Regions from separate parts of the Homo sapiens genome. Here regions 2 and 3 are each linked to region 1. Evidence: read pairs that join two places in POLR2A ChIA-PET (ENCODE). Cell type or tissue: HepG2. All regions are shown on one strand. Region 1 overlaps LINC01276 (long intergenic non-protein coding RNA 1276). Region 2 has its middle 11 kb from the start of FRS3. Region 3 overlaps C6orf132 (chromosome 6 open reading frame 132).

Evidence for each region. ChIA-PET counts read pairs that join two places held together with the same protein. Peaks named below come from ENCODE experiments on the same cell type or tissue, not always from the same donor. Only the 100,000 strongest peaks of a DNase experiment are listed, where the experiment ranks them.
Region 2: POLR2A ChIA-PET joins it to region 1 with 7 read pairs; 1 of 35 experiments calls an interaction of 5 or more read pairs at or near these places.
Region 3: POLR2A ChIA-PET joins it to region 1 with 5 read pairs; 1 of 35 experiments calls an interaction of 5 or more read pairs at or near these places.

What each region holds. Positions count from the first base shown.
Region 1 is chr6:41,518,845-41,521,344 of GRCh38, forward strand. LINC01276 (long intergenic non-protein coding RNA 1276) reads left to right here. Exons shown (of 3, transcript NR_120347.1): 3 at 532-1,008. Among named protein-coding and RNA genes, the nearest start is that of LINC01276, 18 kb to the left of the region's middle. In HepG2, no CTCF peak of the experiment used is centred here; DNase peaks (open chromatin) are centred at 647 and 1,107.
Region 2 is chr6:41,767,411-41,769,910 of GRCh38, forward strand. No RefSeq gene overlaps it. Among named protein-coding and RNA genes, the nearest start is that of FRS3, 11 kb to the right of the region's middle. RefSeq lists an enhancer at 13-865. In HepG2, no CTCF peak of the experiment used is centred here; a DNase peak (open chromatin) is centred at 1,461.
Region 3 is chr6:42,116,408-42,118,907 of GRCh38, forward strand. The region is part of intron 2 of C6orf132 (chromosome 6 open reading frame 132); the gene reads right to left. Among named protein-coding and RNA genes, the nearest start is that of C6orf132, 25 kb to the right of the region's middle. In HepG2, no CTCF peak of the experiment used is centred here; DNase peaks (open chromatin) are centred at 1,084, 1,788 and 2,404.

The sequences.
Region 1 (2,500 bases):
CCTCAGTTTTCTCATCAGAGGTGCTCCTGTGACCTATGTTGCAGCTTTGGGAGGTGGATTAAATGAGATAATGGATGCAAATCATCCAGCTCAGTCCCCACAGTTGGTAGAGGTTAGTTTTCTATTACTATATTTTGTTGAACCTAAGACTGTAAGATGCACCATTATTTTACGATCCACTAAGAAAAAAATACCACTGTCAATGAATTGTGAGACGCCTTGAAATGGAAGAGATACTGTATTATTGGAAGGACAAGTGGGGAGTGGGTGGGAAATGGGAATGTCAATCTTTTTCCACTTGGGATGCATCCTGGAATCCAATGCCCAGCCTGCATCCCAGTTAAACCAAAACCTCTGGAGTACAGCCAGTAATCTTTCTGTGACTTGGTTTCCCCATATGCAAAATTGGGATAATTATAGAATCTACTGGGGCCATTAAATGAGTTGATTCATGTAAGCGATTTAGAACAGTACCAGGCCCACAGAAATGCTAAAGTAATTGTTAACAACTATTCCTCTCTCCACCCCCAGGTCCTGGCACAGGCTAGGTGCCTTCTGACTGTTGGTTGATGCAGGAATAGACATGATCATGTGACTGCTGCCCTCCCTCCAACCCCCATCCAGCAGGGAGAGGCCCACTCTGGCCTCTGGAAGCCGGAGAAGAGGCTCACCTGCCCAAAGGCCTTCTGTCCAAAGTTCAAGGGAGCCCCACCCCTCCCAGATGCTCAGCTCACCCCACCCCCAACAGGCAGGGCTACAGTGTGGTGGGCACTGCCACACCCGGACCTGCCACAACCTCTTGGAGTCAGTGACAAGAACCAAACGCACCCCAGCCTCCACCCCTCCCCTTTCCTGCTTTTATTATTTTCTTTTCCATAAAGATTAGTCTGTGTTGCTCCTCTATCAAGGCCTGGAGGATAAACATGTGGTCCGGAGGCAGAGAAACCCCAGGCCTGAAGGCCCCACTGCCCCCACCCCAGCAGCATAAACCCAGGGCTTTTAAGCAAGGAATGGTTTTCAGTAAATCTCTCCTATCAGCAGAAACCTTTGAAAGAGTTTGTTTAAAGGCCAGGGAGATAAACAGCAAGGAGAAGTGTTTGTTTAAGATGTATGTTCTGTGTGGCCACTCTGGGGCCCGGATTTACATCTCTGGGGAGAGGAACCACTCGGAGGCCAGGGTGGGGGCCTTCCAGGGGCACCTTGGGCTCCCGGTGTGGACTTCAGCCCAGGCAGGGACCCATGAGCTCAGGGGAGGGAAGTTAGCTGGACTGCACTCACAGGCCTCTCCAGGCTTGGGGCAAGAAAGCAGGGGCTGAAAGGAGCTGCAGGAAGGGAAGAAGCCCTGTAAAGGAGGGGAGGGGTGCCTGGAAGGACCTGCTGGTTGGAATGCAGGCAGAAATCCCCTAGGAAGCCACCAAACACACACACACACACACACACACACACACACAAAGCTCAGAACAGGCTCAGGCTCAAGGCCCACCCCAAACAGCCTCATACTCAGCAGCCCAATACACAGCTGGGTATGGCCAGCTCTGTGACCTTGGACAAGCCACCTAACCCAGAACTAGAGCCCTAGTTCCTCTCTGCTGTGAAAACAACACACCTGCCTCAAAGGGTTTTGAGTTTTCCTCCTGTCATTTGACAGATATCGCTTGTACACCTACCGTATGTCAGGCACTGTTCTAGGTGCTTGGGATGCAACAGTAAACAAAATACAGCCTCTGTCCTTTTGGAACTTAAAGAGGAGGAAGATAGGCAATGAGCACAATAATCAGTAAATTAAATACTCTTCGGAAGGTGACATGAGCTATAGAAAGAAATAAAGCGGGTACAAAGACCTGGGAAAGGATGGTTAGGTTGGACCTCCCAGAGAAGGTGGTCCTTCAAGGAGATGCAGGTATCTGAGGGGAGAGAAGCTCAGGCAGAACCCTCAGCCAGGGCAAAAGCCTGGAGGATTGAATAAAATACCTTAGGGTAGGTGCTGAAGCATAGTCCTGTGGTCAGTAAATAACGTCCAATGTTGTCATTATACTGAAGCAGTTACTGAGGCCTGGGATGGGCAGGGAAGCCTTCAGGGAGGATGCAGGACTTAAGCTGGGTTTTCCCTGGAATTCCTTCTCCCTGCCAAGTGGAGAGAAAGGCCCTGCAGAAAAGCATCATGGAGGTAGAGAGACAGGAGAATGATGGCAGAGCTCATTCCCCAAACCCAGTGGTGGCCAAGGGGTGTAGGGACCAACGCAGCTGGATTCTCAAGGAAAGTCTTTGGCCTGGGTCAGGAGTCTGGGCTCCCAGTTCTGGCTCTGCCCCTTGCTGGCAGGTGATTTGGGGCAAGTGATTTGAAGCTTCTTGCGTCCTTCTTTTCTCTACGGTAAAATGGGAATAATATATCCTCCCTTCATTGAATTGGTTGAGAGGATGAAAAGAGATATGGGGCCAGGCGCAGTGGTGCACACCTGTAATCCCAGCACTTTGGGAGGCCGAGGCGGGCGGGTTGCCT
Region 2 (2,500 bases), 250 kb after region 1:
AAATATTCGACAAGGCCCTGTGGAAAGCTGACTGTGTTTATACCCTTGTAAAGTGCTATTATTACCCGGGGGGACCTTGGGAAGGGCCCCTCCTGGTCTGACCTGAAATGTCACTCCCAGACAGGATGCTGGATCCTGTCCTTTCCTGAGGGCAGCCCAGGGGTGGGTAGGGCCTGTTTCTAAAGAAGAGAACCCAGCACTCGGCAAACATGCACTGATGCTGGTGATGATCTTTGGATGATGATGGTGATGGAAACTGATTCCATCTGTGCACCACAGCCTGACGGCAGGGCGGGCTCAAACACAGGGGCGGCAGTTACCCTCCTGGGCATCGCTCCCACCCACCCCTTCCCGCCAGGAAAGCTGTCCACTCACACCCTGTCCTTCCCTCGAGAGGAAAATTCCTGTAGTAGACCTCATGGGCCAGAGGCAGTGACCAGGGGAGGGGACAGGAAAGGTTGGGGGCCACACTGAGCTGGAAGTCGACTCCTTCGACACCCCCAAGCCCCACAAAATGATCATCGAAGCAATTATGACTTGCTCTAGGGAGACCCCAGGGGTCAGGCCAGGATCTGGCGACCCAGAGAATGAGAATAACTGCCCCTTCTTGATTTGTTCAGCAAAGCGACAGCCTAGGGGGACTTAAGAGTTGTGACTTCTAAGGGAACAGCTGAGTTGTTAACACAGCTTGCAGGAGCCTTGTCTACTTCCAAAGTGGGGCCATGTTCATCGTTTCATTGGCTACTTCTCATACCAGCTCCATGTCTTCCAGGTACAAAAGCCGAGCCCAATTGGGTAACCAAATGCTTAAGGTAGCAGAGATAATGACCCAGTCAGGACAGGTCTCTTAAGCCAGCCTCTGGCTACCCCATCATAGTATCTGTCCATCGATAAGGCGGAGCCTGCACTGACCCATGAGTCACAAACACGGCCAGGACCCCTAAGCCTGGTCCCGGCATAGCCATACCTGCCCCCACATATCCACCCTCCTGTTTGGAGACACCCACCACCCCAACTGTGGAGGTCATGAGTAGTAGCAGGGGTAGTGTATGTGGACATCCAAACAGAATTGAGCTGCTTGGTAAGGCTGCAGAGAGAAGACAGCATTTCCCTACTACAGTGTGGAAAACTGCAATGAATCCAGCCTGCAGCAGGTGACCCCTCTGGTCCAGAGATCAAAAGGATATAAGGGGGAGAAGGGTTTGGTGCCAGCTCTGGGGTTGTGGCAGCTGCCCTCTTGAGCTCTGCTGGGCCCCACTCGAAGGGCCTTTTCACATCCTGTTGTGGCCAGTCGTCACTGCCCATTTCACTGACAGAAAGTGACACCTGAGGTCGGGGGGTCTGAAAGCTTCCAGTCCAACCCCCACTCAGAGGAGGTAGGATCCAGGAAATGAGGCCCAGGCAGCAGTGTCCTGGACAGTAGGAGGGGGAGGGAACTGGGTGGGGTGTCTCGCCTGGGCTTGTTTCCTTGGTGACGAAGAGGACAGGTCTGCTTGCTCCACAGGACAGGGAGCTGGAGCACAAACAGTGACAAGGCTTTTCCCCAAGTTGGACAAACACAACTCTCATTCTTCACCTGGGCCCTGAGTGGCTTATCACAAAAGCAGCATTTCCTTTAGATGAACCGCACTGGGGTTTCAGACAGAAATGGAGTCTTGGAGGAAAGGAAGCCAGCAAGAGGAGGAGGAGGAGGAGAGAGGCAGCCTCATGACAGAGAAAGGAGCTCCTGGAACAGATCAGCACTAGGTTGTGTGTGCAGCACAGCCCCGCTGGACCCTGTGCTTCCAGGCAGGTGCTCCAATGTGGCGGCTCTGTTAGCGCCCAGCCTTGTGGCAGGGTAGAGGCATCCTAACAGTCCATTCCTGAAGGGACGTTCTCTAGGAAAGACACTTAGCAAGCCAGATTATCTAGTTACACATTACACTGTATTTTTTCATTTTGCTATAATCCTAGGATTTTAGTAAAGTCCTGTTTAAAGGTTTGGTCTTGACTCAGCCATGCTGGGGGCAGCTAAGGAGGATCCAGGATCCATCTCTGGGCCAAGGTGGTAAAGGACAGCAGTGCCCTTTGGGGCCTGCCTATTGGCAGGGGCGTCAGTGAGGGCTCCCCAAGAAGGCGAAGGTGTCTCTTCTGTAGCTGTGCCCGCTCCGCTGCACTCCTCACCTGTTACCAGCCTCAGAGGGCTGGGCTCTACCTCATTAGGGCAGTCCTCACAGGCTCCCCTTTTGGCTTCTAGGACTCCAGCCATCCCACCCCTTTCCTTCAACAGAGCATCCATCCCTGGCAACTGTAGGTTCATGACCAGGGCTTCTTGGAGGAGAAAAATAAATGACTGGCCGGGCGCGGTGGCTCACGCCTGTAATCCCAGCACTTTGGGAGGCTGAGGTGGGTGGATCACCTGAGGTCAGGAGTTTGAGACCAGGCTGGCCAACATGGAGAAGCCCCATCTCTACTAAAAATACAAAAATTAGCTGGGCACGGTGGCAGGCACCTGTAACTC
Region 3 (2,500 bases), 600 kb after region 1:
CAGCTGGTCATCCAGTTCTGCCCATCACTTCCTGAATCCTTCCTTCCTGCTGCCCCTCCACCTCAGCCCTTCCTCAGTCCTCACCATCCCTCACCCAGATGAACAGACTCCCTTTGATGCCAGATACTTTCCCAGTCTCCGCCTCACTCCATTCTCCAAAGCTGCCACGGGGATATTCTTTCCCAAAAGTATCTCAGAGCAGCTTACTTTCTGGCTCAGAATCCTTCCATTGGTCCAGAGGAAGAAATTCAAACACCTTCACATGGCCTGTGAGAACTTTCATAAGTTGGACCTCTGCAGCTCCTACCATCTTCTCCCCACCTACTCCACAAACCCTGGGCTCCCACTGGTGGTTCTTGTCTTTTTCCTATCCCACTGTAGCTGGGGGAACCTGACCGACTCATGAACAAGTGTGCTCCCTGCAGCAGGGGTCCTCAGTGGGGCACAAAAACCACCTGTTGGAGGAATTGTGCAGAGGTTTCAGAGGTCCCAGGGGCAGATGGGTAGCTTGAAAAGCCCTCTAGATGATCCAGCTACATCTGCCTCTCCCAACCCCCGAAAGTCACTGCTCCCACTTGCGATCCATTTCCACACCTCAAGCTTCCGCAGCCTTGTTCTTGTTCTTACTCTGCCTAGGATTCTCTTCTTTTCCTGGCAAACTCCTAGGTATCCTTTAAGCCCCAGATTAAATGCCCTTCCTCTGTGAAGTCCTTCTTGGCAACCCCAGCCAGAGTTAATTCTCCTCCCTGTGTGATCCTCAGGCTCTGTGTGCATTATTATTGCAGCTGACATTTATTAGGCATCTACTAGGTGCAAGGCACTGTTCTGAGTACTTCACATATAGCAACCCAGTCTTACTGTTAGTTTTCACAGTAACCCTAAGAGACAAGTTATTATTTTTATTTTATAGATGAGAAAACTGAAGCACAGAGGGCTAAGTACATTGCCCAAGGTCACACAGCTAGTAAGTGCCAGGGCCAATATTGGGACCTGACAGCCTGCTTCCTTTGCCAGTACAGTGTTTGCTCTCATACTTTCCCTCTAACACAACTCTATGTCTATAGACATAGAGTTGATGACTGTAGTCCCTGCTGCCCAGCCCAGTCTACTTGAGGGCTCGGTGATGGCTGCTTCTTTGTATGTGCCTGACACAGACCGGGCAGTTAAACAAATGTTTGTTGAATGAATATGTTCCTGGATGAGTGAGAGTGGCAGAAAGAATATGGGACAAGTGCCGGGCATGGTGGCTCACGCCTGTAATCCCAGCACTTTGGGAGCCCAAGGTAGGTGGATCATCTGAGGTCAAGAGTTCGAGACCAGCCTGACCAACATGGTGAAACCCCATCTCTACTAACAATACAAAAAAATTAGCCAGGTGTAGTGGTGGGCACCTGTAATCCCAGCTACTTGGGAGGCTGAGGCAGGAGAATCACTTGAACCCAGGAGGTGGAGATTGCAGTGAGCCAAGATTGTGCCACTGCACTCCAGCCTGAGTGACAGAGCAAAACCCTGTCACAAAAAAAAAAAAAAAAAAAAAAAAAAAGAATATGGGACAAAGAGGCAGAAAACCTGTGTTATGGCTCTAGCTCTGCTACCAATTAACTTGGAGCAAAGTAACTTCTCACTCTGGTCTCAGTTTTCTGCCCCTTCTGTAAATACTCTCCAAGGATCACTTTGACTACAGCGTTCTGTCAGTCCATAAAGTGTCCCTTCTGTGAGTCAGCTCACCTGCGTCGTGTGGGCAGTGACCTGGACACTCAGGGTCACCCCTCGATGACAGGGTGTTGGGACAGACAACTGTATTGCCTCGAGGTTGTCCTCTGACTCCAGAGATGCCAAAGGGGCAGCAGGGTAGAGGCAGGAGTAGGTGGGAGGGAGAGTTCTCAAAGTTCTTTTCCAGGAGCCCCAGACCAGGCAGGCAGGGCTGGGCTTGAGGTCACTGTTGGCCTCAGACACAGGGCTCTGACTGCTGCAGTCAGCTGGGGAGCCTGCTGTGTCCCAACCTTACACTGCTCCACCCTTGGCATCAGGAAAATGACAGACTTAGGAGCCCAGGGTGCTGCCAGCAGGGGTTGCCATGTGCCTCAAACATTCTCAGGGGAGTGGAGTGCATGGCCCTCCGAGTGTGGCAGCCCACATCGAAAGGGGCAGACCAACCTGTGTACAGTGAAGCAAAGAACATGCAAAAGAGCATCTGAGCGTGCTCCTGGTGGGCCTGGCTGCAGCACCTCCCTCTTTGGGCCAGCCTGGGCAGCCGGCCACAGCCACTCCCTGCACTGTGGCTGCCTGGGGCAGAGTCCAGCCCTGGCTCTACCAGCTTGGGAACTCCACGAAACTGGGCCTCAGCACTTCCTCGTCCTCACACCCAGACAACACCCAGAAGCTAAGACCATCGGTCACTTCACTTACTTCACAGAGGTGTACAAGCCAGCAACTCAGTTCAGTTGAAGCAGCCCTTTAATTTTTTTTTTTTTTTTTTTTTTTTAGAGATAGGATCTCA